2 separate regions of the Homo sapiens genome follow, and region 1 is linked to region 2. A link is a loop called in an ENCODE intact Hi-C map of the cell type or tissue named here. Cell type or tissue: dorsolateral prefrontal cortex. All regions are shown on one strand.

Evidence for each region. Hi-C counts contacts between places; a loop is a spot of excess contacts. Peaks named below come from ENCODE experiments on the same cell type or tissue, not always from the same donor. Only the 100,000 strongest peaks of a DNase experiment are listed, where the experiment ranks them.
Region 1: a loop joins it to region 2, with 3 times the contacts of the local background. A loop is called at or near these places in 10 of 110 quality-filtered maps.

What each region holds. Positions count from the first base shown.
Region 1 is chr14:95,194,338-95,198,337 of GRCh38, reverse strand. It overlaps CLMN (calmin), which reads left to right. Exons shown (of 13, transcript NM_024734.4): 10 at 1,644-1,840; 11 at 3,742-3,802. Among named protein-coding and RNA genes, the nearest start is that of DICER1-AS1, 39 kb to the right of the region's middle. RefSeq lists a silencer at 1,856-2,022. In dorsolateral prefrontal cortex, a CTCF peak has its summit at 1,842; no DNase peak of the experiment used is centred here.
Region 2 is chr14:95,108,561-95,112,560 of GRCh38, reverse strand. It overlaps DICER1 (dicer 1, ribonuclease III), which reads left to right. Exons shown (of 27, transcript NM_177438.3): 13 at 314-389; 14 at 1,105-1,244. Among named protein-coding and RNA genes, the nearest start is that of MIR3173, 27 kb to the left of the region's middle. In dorsolateral prefrontal cortex, no CTCF peak of the experiment used is centred here; a DNase peak (open chromatin) is centred at 2,162; H3K27ac peaks cover 2,488 bases.

The sequences.
Region 1 (4,000 bases), 86 kb before region 2:
TGGCTCACGCCTGTAATCCCTGCCCTTTGGGAGGCTGAAGTGGGTGGACCACCTGAGGTCAAGAGTTCGAGACCAGCCTGGCCAACATGGAGAAACCCTGTCTCTACTAAAAATACAAAAATTAGCCAGGCGTGGTGGCAGGTGCCTGTAATCCCAGCTACTCCGGAGGCTGAGGCAGAAAAATCACTTAAACCTGGGAGGTAGAGGTTGCAGTGAGCCAAGATCAAGCCACTGCACTCCAGCCTAGGAGACAAAAGCAAGACTCCATCTCAAAAAAAAAAAAAAAAAAAAAAAAGAAAGAAAAAAAGATATTTTCCCAGCCAAAGGGACTAGAAAATGGCAAGTTTTTCTTCTGATCTTGAAAAAATAAATAAGCCCTCTGCTTGTTTCATCTTTCAAAAACAGTAGCATTTGACCATTGATGAGGGCAGCCTGTGAGACTATCATTTCAGATTGCTGAGCGCAGCTTTTCATTCCTGCATGGAGCTTTGTTCTCCCGGGGCACAATGGCCTGGCCGCTCTAATGCTCTTATTCTGACACCTGTTGAACAGGTTCTTCCAGCCCCTAAAAGAATTCTTGAGACGTGGCTCCAACAATGACCGTGCTCCTGCATTTCACTCGGGAGCCTTGCTGACGGGTTTCAGAGTGCCTGGTGCAGACAGAGGTCAAAGAATCTTCATTACCAATGCATGCTAGACATGTTGCACTACCATCCACCTTTGGCCAAAGGCACAGTGAAGATGGCATCCTGAAAACTCTACACCTGCCTGTGCGTGTGCCTCTCCAAACCTATAGGCCACCTTTGCACCCTTTGGCCCACCTAGCTTCCAGGATTTATTCTTTTGTTTAATTGGATGATGGTTGTGAAGGATTCAACCACTGCTCACTGTAAGAGCCCTTCTCTTCCTCCTCTTTCTTTCTTTCTTTCTTTTTTTCTTTTTTCTTTCTCTCTCTATCTTCCTTCCTTCCTTCTCTCCTTCTTTTTTCTTCTTTACTTTTCTTCTTTCTTCTTCTTGTCCTTTCTTCTTTCTTCTTCTTCCTCCTCCTTCTCCTTCTTCCTCCTCCTCTTTTCTTCTTCTTCCTTCTTCTTCACAGGGTCTCACTGTGTCATCCAGGTTGGAGTGCAGTGGCATGATCTTGGCTCACTGCAACCTCTGCCTCCCAGGCCCAAGCAATCCTCCCACCTCCACCTCCCGAGTAGTTGGGACCACAGGCACTACCACACACAGCTAATTAGAGACATTATTTATAGGAAATCCTGTGGAATAGTGGGATGTGGTTAATAATTATTGTACCCATTTCACCAACAAATAAACTGAGGCTCAAAAAGATAACATCAGTCACTCAAGGTCACAGAGCTGACTCAGCCAGGATTTGAAATCAGATCTTGCCAACTCTAGAACCTATATTGTTTTAACTCCATCAATTTGTAGCATTTGAAGTCTGTACCAGGGGCCGGAGTTGGGGTGGACTTGTCTCTCATGCAGGCTGTGCTGCAGGGGATTCATGAAGAGGATCAGGGAACAGGCAGAATTGGAAGGGACGCCCTGGCTGGGCCTGGGCAGAGCACTGCTGGGTGATGTCACCTACTTTACACTGCAGCGTGACATACTGACTTGGATTTGGTTGTTCTGTCTTTCAGTCCCAGGAATCCCCAAACCTGGAAAACATAGCAAACCCCCTAGAAGAAAATGTAACGAAAGAATCAATCAGTAGTAAAAAAAAGGAAAAAAGGAAACATGTGGACCACGTAGAAAGTTCACTATTTGTAGCACCAGGAAGTGTTCAATCCTCAGATGACCTAGAAGAAGACAGTAGCGACTACAGCATTCCTTCCAGGTATTTTATTCATCTCTTTTCACCCGTAAGGTGGAGCCAGAGAGTTAGAGAGTTATTTGCAGTTTCTGATTTGATGGGGTGGGAGGTGCAGGCATGGGATTGGACAGCAAGGGAAATACAGCTTCATACACAATCCTCATTCTCTACACCTGGGTTCCCCGACCCACCCTCATCATTACCAGACCTCATAAGGAGCAAAAAGGGAAGGATGGGAAGCTTGCCTTCTCTCCTCAGTCTTCAAACCTTTGGGTGGAAGCTGGCAGTGAGCAGCAGATGGCTGAACCATAGGTAGGCGTGGGGGTGAACGCGGTAGACTTGGAGCCTCTGCTGGCTGCCTTCTGGCCCCCAGACAACTACAGGTTGACCAGACTTCACTTTATAAGCATCTTAATGACTTCAAGCATATCCACCTTTCCACCAAGGAGACCATTAATGTCTGGCACGTGGAAGCTGGACATCTCATTAATATTATGGCTTCTTCCACAATTCCCATTCCAAGGAAGTAGGGATGCTTGATTTAGCTTGGGAGAAGGAGGGAGCAGGGAGGATAATGAGATTTAACTGATCTACAGGAATCTCATAGCACACCTCTGCTCTGTCACTCCAAGGCCACCAGATGAGCCAGATTTGTCCCAGGGAAAATGTGTAACTGCTGAAAATCAGAAGACCCTGGTCTCTCCCCTCTCTCATCGTCACAATAGTCAGTCAGTGTTGATCAAGCCCTTACTGTGCCCAGGAACTTCACATTCATTTTCTCATTCATTCTCACGTCACCTATAGACACATTGGTGGGACTGTGCCTCATATGGCAGACAAAGAAGGTCAGGGGGCCAGGTAACTTCCCCAGCTTAGGGAGTCTTGGACTCAGATGTGTCCCACTCCACATTCCACATTCTTTTTGTGCCCCCTTGTTGCCTGTGATGATGTAATACAAGCTGCAACAGAAAACTATTGAGGTATGCATTTGGGGAGGGGTAGGGAGAAGCCCATACAGACAGAGCCAGAGGAGTTGCTGGCAGGTGCCTGGCTTTCCACCTCCCTCTGCCTTGCTTCTGTGCCTGGACTTTGGGGAAACAGAGGCAGGGGGAGGAGGGCCAAGGCACAACAGAAGGCTGCTGCCCACTTGGCCTTTGACTCCCAGCGTGCCTGTCCCTGCCCCTGGGTGTGACTGTCTAGCAGTCATCTATGATCTTCTCATGTCGCTGGGCTCTGCTGTCAGTGCAGGTGAGCACTTTGGACAAACAGTGCAGGGGATTTGCCCAACTGCTCAGCTTCTCCCTAAGCAGATTAATTCTCAAAGAGTCCTTGAGCAGCCACTATGCAATGGAGTCTGCTAGGCCTGGGGACTTCAGGAGAGGGAGAAAGAGGTCAGCCACAGGGGTGATTCAGGCGGGGCTCCATCCTTCAAGGAAATAGGACGTTACCCTCCATTCCGCTAGGACTGGGTGGAATGTGAAAAGTGCGAGGCAAGCATTCCCACTTGTACATTTTGGACCTCAGACGCAGGTAGAGAGAGTCAGGGCAGCCTGGTCTAGGCCCAGGTCTGACTAATTGCAGAGAACCTCTGGTGAGTCCCAGCACATCAGGATGCTTGGGTTACTTCCTGCTCCAAATGCTTTGATTTTTAAGAATATGTGCCTTGCTTTCTATTTAAAATCCTGACTTTGATTTTTCTTGTAGATGAGGGCCCAATGTGTGTATCACTAATATCCATCCTATTTGTAAGCACTGTCCAACCAAAGTAGGCATGTTAGATATAAAATCTGTCATTTCTGTCCCTGGCTGTGAAGTTGTCGCTTGCCTAAACCCATACGTGGAAACCCCAGGATGGGGGTGACCGTACAACTGAGCCATGAAGAGCTCCAGGTGGTACCAATTCAAAACATGTGTTTGTTTTTCAGGACTAGTCACAGTGACTCCAGCATTTACCTTCGACGACATACTCATAGGTCTTCGGAATCGGTTAGTATGTGAATTTCTTCTCTTTCCGCACGGCCCCTGCTAATCAATTCCTTTCCATCCTTCCTCCTCCCCAGCCCAGAGCTTTGAAATTACTGGCATGCAACAGCTATACTTTTGGATAGAAGACAAGCAGATTGGAACCTTATCATTAAGCACAGTCCGATCGGATATCCGGTTTGGGCAATAAGAGATGTAAAT
Region 2 (4,000 bases):
ATCTTTCTTTTTGTTACATATTTATTGATTAGTAAAAATAAGATACTTTAAAATCTTACTGAAATTTAAATTCATCAAAATTGTAAAATCTTAATTATGACTTAGTTTTTACTAGGCAGGACTTTTAAAGATGAATATTTCAAATATGGAGATTAGAATTTTTAAAAACTTGCTGGAATTTTTCAAAATAAAGAATTTTGTTTTGGTAAATTGAACTTTAAAAATGTTGGGGCAGTGGTTTCATAGGTGTTTCATGTGCTAGAGGTAATACAGCGATGTGCATATATAATGGAAAGGTTTTTGTTATTTTCAGGGTCCACCAATGAGCTGTGTACGATTGGCTGAAAGAGTTGTAGCTCTCATTTGCTGTGAGAAACTGCACAAAATTGGTAAGGATGTTTGAAAAGCATATACGAATGAAAATAAATTGCAACCATTGTAAAAAAAAAGCATATAGAGGACTTTATAGATCTGTAAGGATTTTGTAGAGCTATTCACTTGCTGATCTTAATGTGCTTTGGTGAATATAAACATAAGTGTTAGTAACTTGAAGATCCTACATTGTTGTGGGAGCTCTTTGTTTTCCATAGCTTGACTGCAAACAACTGTCATTTATTTGCTCTCTTTAATGACTCCTTTTAAGTACATAAAGGTCTTTTCGTAATTGTTGAATCATGCACCATGAACACTTGTGTTTTAATATGTCAGTCTCTCAAATTAGTCTATACTAGTATAGAAATTAATCCTTTTTTAAAAAATGAACTCAGTTTCTTTTTTTTTTTTTTCTCAATCCTGCTCCTGTATAAGTGGACCCATTTTCTATGGCCATTTTATTTAGCATTGATATGTGGTGATGTCATGTTTAGATGTTTTTGTTTCTGAACCTTAGAACAGAATTTGCAGTCCAGCTCATATTGGAATATATGGATGCCAAAATAGACTTTGCCTGAAGTGTGAATCTGATTACTTTTAAATTGTAAAAGGCAAAGGTGCTTTAGTTTCCATTACTTTTCCAGGTCCTTCTAACATAGTTCTGTTCTAAATTCTTTACTAATTAATCAGGCAAAATCTGGATTGTGTTAATTCTCTCTTTAAATTTGTTAGGCGAACTGGATGACCATTTGATGCCAGTTGGGAAAGAGACTGTTAAATATGAAGAGGAGCTTGATTTGCATGATGAAGAAGAGACCAGTGTTCCAGGAAGACCAGGTTCCACGAAACGAAGGCAGTGCTACCCAAAAGCAGTTAGTATTGGTTAGAACAGAGTAAAAACCTAGCATTTCTGACTTTGTTTTCCGCTACATCAAATCTCAGTTCCTCTGCTTGGCTGGCTTCCCACACCCTTACAGTTTGGCCCACTCTGGATCTCAGCTCCTTTCTCCGATTCACAGCTTCTCTCAGATCAGCCTCTTTCCTTCCTAATGTAGAATGTGTGCTCTTCCACTTCAGAGGTTGCTTTTGTTTTTCTTCTCAAAAGGATTCTTGGACCCATCTGTCATATTCTATCCAGAATGAGATTATTTCATTTAAATAGACATTCTTTGTTTCATTCAGTTTAGTGGTGTGATTCTTGTTTTACTTATGATTTGGGGCTAAGACAGAAGAGGATTTGTGTGATAAAATAAGCAAGTGAAAAGATGCCCTCTCAAGATGACAGGTACACTGGAAGGTAGAAGCACAAATATCTGTCAGGAGTTATGTCAGATTCCCAGTGTGGGCCATTGGGAATCGAAATAAGTTATTTCCATGGAGTGTTTCCAGCTCAATCTGTGGGCATCCTAGCAGAGTTCACACATGAAAGCATCTCTAAATCTAACTTCTAGTAATAGACAAACTTGGCTGAAGTATTTATTTTTAAAATATTTGTTAATATTTTTACCTCATAAGAACCCCAAGCAAAAGCAGAATTTTGCTGTGTGTAGTAGTCCCGCTTACCCTTGGAGGGTATGTTCCAAGACCCACAGTGGAAACTGCAGATAGTACCGATCCTCCAGCAGCTCAACGTTGTTTCATTAGAACGTTGACAAGGAAAAAAAAAATCGTTCCCAGCCAGGGCCACTGTCTCTATGTGGGGTTGGCACATTCTCCTCATGTCTGCTTACTCCGGTTTCCTACTACATCCCAAAACTGTGCACATCAGGTGAACTGGCGTGTCTGCACTGCCCCACTGTGAGTGAGCATGGGGATGCATGTGCGTGTGCCCTGCCACAGAGTGGTGTCCTGTCCGGGATGGGTTCCTGCATGGGGCCCTGAGCTGCCAGGATAGACTCTGGCACCCTTGGCCCTGAACTGGAATAAGTGGGTGAATAATCATCTTCCTTGTTTTTATTCATCTTTCTTAAGTGTATCTATAGCTCACATTTATTTTAATGCTTAATATTAAAAGTGTTTTTTTTTAATTTAGAAATTTGGTGATGTTTTTGTGATCAGAAATGTGCTGGAGGAATTTAACTGATTTATGTCAATTAGCCTGTGGGAAAATTGGTTTCTTTCTACCAATTGGTTGTTTCCCTTAGCCAGTTTCTAAGAACCTGCCGAAGACATTAAGTGAGGACTTACAGCATATATTATGCTTTTTAAAATACGTTTGTACATATTTATGATAGTTTAAGATATAAATTAGGCACAGTAATAACAAAATAGAACAATTGTAACCATATACTGTAATAAAAGTTATGTGAATGTGGTCTCTCTCAAAATACTGTACTGTACACACCTGTTATTGGACCGTGACTGACCTCAGGTTACTGAAACCATGGAGGCTGCAGATAAGCGGGGACTGCTGTGCCTGTATGTTAGCCTAAATATGTGTTTCTTTGGTTTTGCTTATGCAGTTTTACCAAGTTTTTACTTTATAAAATTTTGCACCCAGCTTAGCATTTTCAAGATTCAGAATCATGTTTTTAAAAAATCATGAATGTTACCCATTTTCCCAAAATGCATGTTTTCCTCATACCAAATTTTCACGTGAGACTAGTTTCATGTGATAAAGTCGTTAATGATAAGTGTTTCTAAAAGCATAGTATTGGCTGGGTGTGGTGGTTCACACCTGTGATCCCAGCATTTTAGGAGGCTGAGGCAGGAGGATCACTTGAGGCCAGGAATCCGAGACCAGCCTGGTCAACATAGTGAGACCTTGTCTCTACAAAAAAAGAAAAGCATAGTACTGCCTGGCATCCTGTTTAATTAATAGATACATTCTTTATTTTCTGATTCTCTATTAAATATAACTGTCTCTTTTACCAGCATTTTTGTACCTTTTAACTACAGATGCAGTTCTTTTTCATTGAACCTCAGGAACTGCAAGACCATAATCTGAAGGATTGTGTTAATATTGAAAGCCTAGCAGCAATGTCCATTTAATTATGGTTCACTCACATAATGAGGTAGCCATTACAAATGATGATATTGGCTCATATTGACTCGGACAGATATTCTCTTTACAGTAACGGGATAAAAATCAGGCTATCTCACAAACACAGATACACACATACCCTAATATACACCAGTGTTGTGTGATTTTATTTGTATTGAAAAATATAAATGTATATATGTTTCTATGTATTTATGCATAGAAAAAGAGTCTAGGAATTATACAGTGTATCAAAATGTTAATAAAGGCTGTCTTTGAGTGATAGGATTATATGTGATTTTTTAAAAATTTGCCTAACTTCATTTTCTGATACTCTACAGTTAATACATAAAAAGCCCAAGGAAGAGATGAGTTTTCTTGTCAGAAGAAATAGATCAAATGAATAGTATTTTTAAAAAGGCCCTACAGTGTTGGATTGTTTTATGTATAATTTTGGTATTAGCTATGTAGTCAGCACTGCATTATAATGTATGTGAACTTGGGCCACCGTCAGCAGCCCTGTCCTGAGATCCGCTGACTTACCCAGCAGGGTTAAGTAATTAAGAAGTGTCATGCCTCGGGTATTTTCTTAGCTTATTCTCATCAGCTTTTAGTAAAGCCAGAATTAATTTGTTTTCTTGCTGACAT